Regions from separate parts of the Mus musculus genome. Here region 2 is linked to region 1. Evidence: chromatin contacts called from ENCODE Hi-C data. All regions are on one chromosome and are shown on one strand. Each heading gives the region's core, a stretch centred on a gene start or an enhancer-like site at or near the end of the contact. The rest is flanking DNA. Distances are from core to core; before and after follow the strand shown.

Region 1 (2,790 bases), core at 188-2,687:
CCAGCCAGGGCCATTTCCCTGGTTCCCTGACCAAACTGACTCACAATCTTGTTCTTTTTATCCTCAATACTGTCTGGGGATCATATATTTAACACCTCTTTAGTCATTATTGCCACAGCTCTGAAATCATGATTTTTTTCTATCATTTTACATCTGAGATTCCCTCACCACTAAGACGTGCTTGGATCTTTATAAGAGAGTGCTTGGATCTTTTGTTCTCACATAGGTCAATCTGATGCACTAGGTTGAATGACCTGCCTTTATGGTCCACGTAATGAGTTTCCAACATGTATTTTTCATCTCTACCCACTTTGCTAGTGCAGTTTAACCTTTGCATTCTCACATCATCATTTCAGCTTTTAAGTCTGATTCCACAGTTGACATCATGTCTGGAGTGGGAACCAGGAGACCAGCCGATTTTCTGGGGATGCTCAGGGTTGGCACCTCTGATCCTGGCACTGTCACTTGCTTGACTTTAGTAGGTTGACTAGTAAGTGTGATAAATGCATCTGGGGCAATCAGGCTGTTTGTCTAAAGCCAGTAAGTTCTTCCTGTGTGCCTTTCCCTGGGGAGTAATGCCACTGTTGTTGCAAAAAACGAAACCAAACGAAACCCTGATGTGCTGTACTTTGCATGAATTAAGCTACTCCTCTTTCTGGCCATTTGTATACTTACTTTTGTCCCCTAGGGAGGCCTCTGAGTATTATGGTTCTCTAAACATCAGCTCTGAGATGTATGACAGATGAGCTGATTTATTTCCATCTATGTAAAAGCTTTCATTACAGACAGCAACTTAGTAATAAAAGCGTAATCTTTCAATTTTAGCTGAGAAATTAAACTATAAATATATGTTTAAACATTATAACTATGCCTTACCATCTAGTTCTAAAACACTGGAACACATGTAGATTCAAGAAAGACTTTTTATGCAAATTAACCATTGTGGTTTTGATGTTTCCCCTTTTTATTTCAAGGTGATGAGTCTAAAATCCTAAAATAACATGTTTCCTGCTTATTGTGCAATTTCTTTGTTAAGACATTTTCCGATTTTCATTTTTTTAAAACCAAGGACACATAAATTTTAAGTGGAATTATATTGTCAAATCATAAGAATAACTGTATCTATTAAATAAAAATGCACCACAAGCCCTGTAAATGTAGTTCGTTTTTTCAAATATTGAAACTGAAGTTACCACAGAGCCAGAGTTCCTGGCTGACGTGCTTCCTGCTACAATAGAAACTATAGCTGCCAAATCATGAAATCTTGCTTTACTTGATAAAGGTAGTTCTAAATATTTCTGTTTTTAAAGGAGAAGCATATTAAGCATAGCATCGAAAAAGAAACAAACCTGCACATTCGGTACTGAGTAGATATCCTAAAAGGAAGATGGTGATGAGAGCCGGGGATTCTGCCATGACGGTGTTCAGGTGCTTCATGACCTTTGTTAGGAGATTGTGCAAGCGTCAGGGCTAATCAATCGTTCCAAAGTGCAAGCTGAATGGGACTTACTTCTGGGAAATTGTTGTCCATCTCCCTCGGTGTATCTTTGGGCTATTTCCAGTTGGTTCTTGGATCAAGTGAAGAGAATGGTCAGGGCTTGTTATTAAAGTACACTCTGAGGTTCTTGGTTCTGTGAGGGCTCAAATGCCCCAGTGTAGGGGAATGCCAGGACCAGGAAGAAGGGGTGGGTGGGCTGGAGAGCAGGGAGAGGGGGAAAGAGATAGGGGGGTTTTGGAGGGGAAACCAGGAAAGGGGATAACATTTGAAATGTAAATAAAGAAAATATCTAATAATAAAAAAAAGTGGCCGGCCGGTGGTGGCGCACGCCTTTAATCCCAGCACTCGGGAGGCAGAGGCAGGCAGATTTCTGAGTTCGAGGCCAGCCTGGTCTACAAAGTGAGTTCCAGGACAGCCAGGGCTTTACAGATAAACCCTGTCTTGAAAAACAAACAAACAAAACAACAACAACAACAAAACAAAACAAACAAACAAACAAAAAACAAAACAAAACAAAACAAAACAAAACAAAACAAAACAAAACAAAACAAAAAGTGCACTCTGGTTTCATGAGCTGCTGCCACTGGAGCAGAGCTACAATTGTGCTGCCAGGTAAGTTTATCTGTGGGAACTCAGTTTATCTTCATCACAGAGCAATAATATAGAGTTTAAAGATAACAAGTGAATCCTTTTATTTGGTCTATTATGTTAATTTCTTATATATATTTATATATAATGTTTAGAATAGTAACTATGTATCAGCCTGTGACTTGTCATATTTTTAAAATTATTCACCATTAATTTAACCTGAAAAAAAACTCAGTTTCCTTATCTGTAATTGGGAACAGTACACAGTACCTCTACTGTACATATTTCATCATTGGAAGCTTAATAAATAAGATGTCTTAATACTCTGAAAGCTCTTAATGGATATTATTTATTGTCGGTATTTTGTTATTGCTATGTGTGTTTTGATAAATAATAAATGGAAAAATAAATGGAATAGAGAAAATAAAATGGCTAATTTTCCCATGTCTTTGTCAATGTTCTTGTCCTTGCTAATGGGATAAGCAAAAAAAGATACCTTGCTTGTATCTAATTTTGCTCCAATTATGAATTAGAATTCCAATTCCCTTAGAATTAAAGACAATTTGTGTCTTATTAGTTGATGAACTTAGCCTACTTCTAGGGTTATATCATCTAACTACTAGTTAATCATATTTACCCAACTTTTTATGGGTTCACATAGATTTTTGCTCTAGGATTTAAAAGTAGGCACAACTCTGAAACTT
Region 2 (2,790 bases), core at 110-2,609, 400 kb before region 1:
CCGTAGAGAAGAGCTCCCTTTACCTACTTCTTCAACATGTTTATAGAAGAATTTGAAAGTTCTCAGCTCACAGCCTAGGGCCGGGTCTCAGAAGGTAGTGGAAAAAAAGGGTGGGAGCAGAGAGAACTGTCCAGGTTCAAGGGAATACTTGACCAAGCTTTCATTTTTAAGTTTTAAACTTTTGTAAATGCAAATGTTAAGTTAGCAAGTTGAGGGCGTGCAAGATTTCTTGTGGCGTAAATGTTGAGTTCTGGGAAAGTCTTTCAGCATTCGGGGCTTTATGTAATTTATCCTCATCACATTTCCCACAGCTAAGAATCTACCCAGTGTTTCTGATTTCTGCACGCAGCTGGTAGGGAGAACCTCGGGCAGCTTCCCTCTGCAACCCTGTGAACTGACTGGAGCCGTGCATATGGGGGAGCTCCCAGCCCACAATATCAGTCCAAGCGAACCCTTGGACTACAACTCCCAGGGTGCCCCAGGAGCGTGGAAAAGGGCGGGCGATCAAGGAGAGGGTGGCAGGGAAATCCCGCCCCGCTGCGCAGCACCAACGACACAAAGCCCGACTTTACAACCTCCTAGAGAAAGTGGAAGTAAGCGGGCTTAGGTGGGGTAGTCAGACGACAGGGAACGCAAAGCCCCAAAGCCCCAACCCCAACTGCGAGGTGAAGACGGCTTAGGTGGGACCCAAGAGGGACGCCTGGAGGGGGCGGCTTTTGTAACTACTCCAGCCGCCCGCGCCGCGCCCGCCCGCCCGCGCCAGGGTCCCCTTAGTCCCCGGCTCGTCCCGAGTCGTCCCTCAGAGAGCGGCCACTCCCGGGCAGGAAGCGGGCACGCCTGGAAGCCTCGAGGCGGGCCGCACCGAGGCTCTCCTCAGCCAGAAGTGCTGGGCGGGCGAAAGCGCGGGGCCGAGGAAGGACTGCGAGCGAAGCGGCGCCAACGGACGAGTTAGGGCCGGGGTGAGGGAGACCGTGGCTCCTCACAGACCCCTGGGAGTCCTGCCAGGCGAGGCGCGGGGACGCCCGAGACGGGCGACCGCTGAAGCGGGCGAGTGGGGACTCGGCCGGGGGCTTAGCGGCAGGACGAGCGTGAGGCGCGGGGTGCCGAGGCGGGCGCTGACGGGGAGCCAGGCTGAGCAGCGGCCGGTCCGCCATCCCTCCCCCGCGCGCCGGGCTCGCTGCGAGGCGGGCTGCGGCGGGAGCGCGGGGCGGTGCTGGGGCCAGATAAGGGGAGCGACGGGGCCGCCGCCCCCGAGGCGGGCGGGCCGGGGCTGGGGGCGGGTCGCGGGGAGGGCGGGGCGGGGCGGGGCGGCGAGCGCGCGGGCGGGCGGGCGGTTGGGCGGCCGGGGGCGGGGGCGCGCAGAGGCGAGGAGGGCAGGCGGCAGGAGGGCAGGCGGCAGCGGGCTGGCGACAGGGCAGGCGAGCTAGCTGTCCGCTTTGCGCCGCGGGCCCACGCCGCAGTGTGTTTTGTGGACGGCGCCTTCCCAGACAGCCCAGCGGAGCCCAGCCTGGCACCCCGCAGCCTCGGACGCGATGTTCCGCCGGACCCTCAACCGTTTGGTGAGTACACTGGCCGCGGCTCCACGCGTACCCCGGTGGCCCGCTCGCTGGCCCCCCGCCGCTCCTTCGCAGTCTCTGGGCGAGGGGACGAGCGGGACGCGCCAGCCCCCTCCCCCGCCTCTGCGTTTTAGCGGAAACCCGGCGCCCCGGGTGGCCTGGGTGGGGAGGCAGGTGGGGCTCTCGGGCGTCCCACCCCTGCCCCGGGACATTTCAGCTGAGGTTCCCCGAGGCTCTGAGGAACTCTGCCTCCAGCCTGGGGAATCGCCTCGGAGTGACAGACGCGCGGAACTCGGGGCGGGGGGCTCCCCGGGGCGGGGGGCTCAGTTTCCCAATTAGTGGAAGATGGCGTTGAATTATCGGGGAGGAAGCTTTCTTTTGTTTCCTCTGCCACGAGCACGTGGAGGTAAACCTAGACCTGTCACTGTGGCCCAAAAGAAGAGCTAGGGGGCTGAGAGAAGCGGAGGCTAAACCAGGGCTCAGCCTCGCCCGGGCCATGGCCGATGACCAGAGACTGGGCAAACTTTGAGGACTCAGCCTCCAAGCTCACCTTGAGGGTGACAGAAAGAGCGAGGGCTGTGGGCACGATGGGCTGGGGCCAGCAGCGACGGCGGGAGCCTGTTCCAGCTTTACAGACCCTGGGGCTCAAGCCTCGCAGAGCAGCACCCTCTGCTCCAGGCTTGGAATCCACCCGGCAGCTGAACTCCTCCGACCACCTTCTCCACGCCTCTAAAGCCCCCCAGAAAAGGGAATTGTATTTCTGTGGGGAGTGTGGCACGGGATTGGGAGGGAGCGATTTCTGGCTGCTATTGACTTTTTGGATTAACCTGTTTACTCAGAGGGTATGTTAAGAACTGAGTAAAGTAGAGCAGTTTACTTAAAGGATGTTTGTAGCAACTCCCCTAATTTCCAGAAGAGGTGTCAGGGAATAGGATTTTATTTCTGCCACGGATATTAAAGAAAGCCATCATCCTAAAATTTTTATTTTTTTCCCTGTAGTTAAGGGGGAGAATGCAGAATGCTTCCCCATTCCGTCTTAGGATAGACTTAAGGACTTGACAATTTGGTAACTTTGTGGAGTCATTTCTAATTAAATCATTGCTGACATATTTTTCATAGGTCAGAACAATTTGCTGTCATTTCCCACCCCCCATATCTGAAACTTTCACAAATGTCCCCTGCTTAATCACACTTAAGGCATCCCCTTTTAGGATATCAGTATACTAATACTTTT

Evidence for each region. Hi-C counts contacts between places; a loop is a spot of excess contacts on that map.
Region 2: a loop to region 1 is called in a map of v-Abl transformed pro-B cells, with 4 times the contacts of the local background. The contact joins the promoter of Atp11c here to the promoter of F9 in region 1. A Hi-C loop is called at or near these places in 15 of 37 maps with a recorded cell type or tissue (CH12.LX, Patski, adrenal gland and 5 more).

Annotation. Positions count from the first base shown.
Region 1 is chrX:59,998,111-60,000,900 of GRCm38, reverse strand. F9 (coagulation factor IX) reads right to left here and starts at 1,437. Exons shown (of 8, transcript NM_007979.2): 1 at 1,350-1,437. The coding sequence starts at 1,437.
Region 2 is chrX:60,402,574-60,405,363 of GRCm38, reverse strand. Atp11c (ATPase, class VI, type 11C) reads left to right here and starts at 1,359. Exons shown (of 30, transcript NM_001037863.2): 1 at 1,359-1,559. The coding sequence starts at 1,533.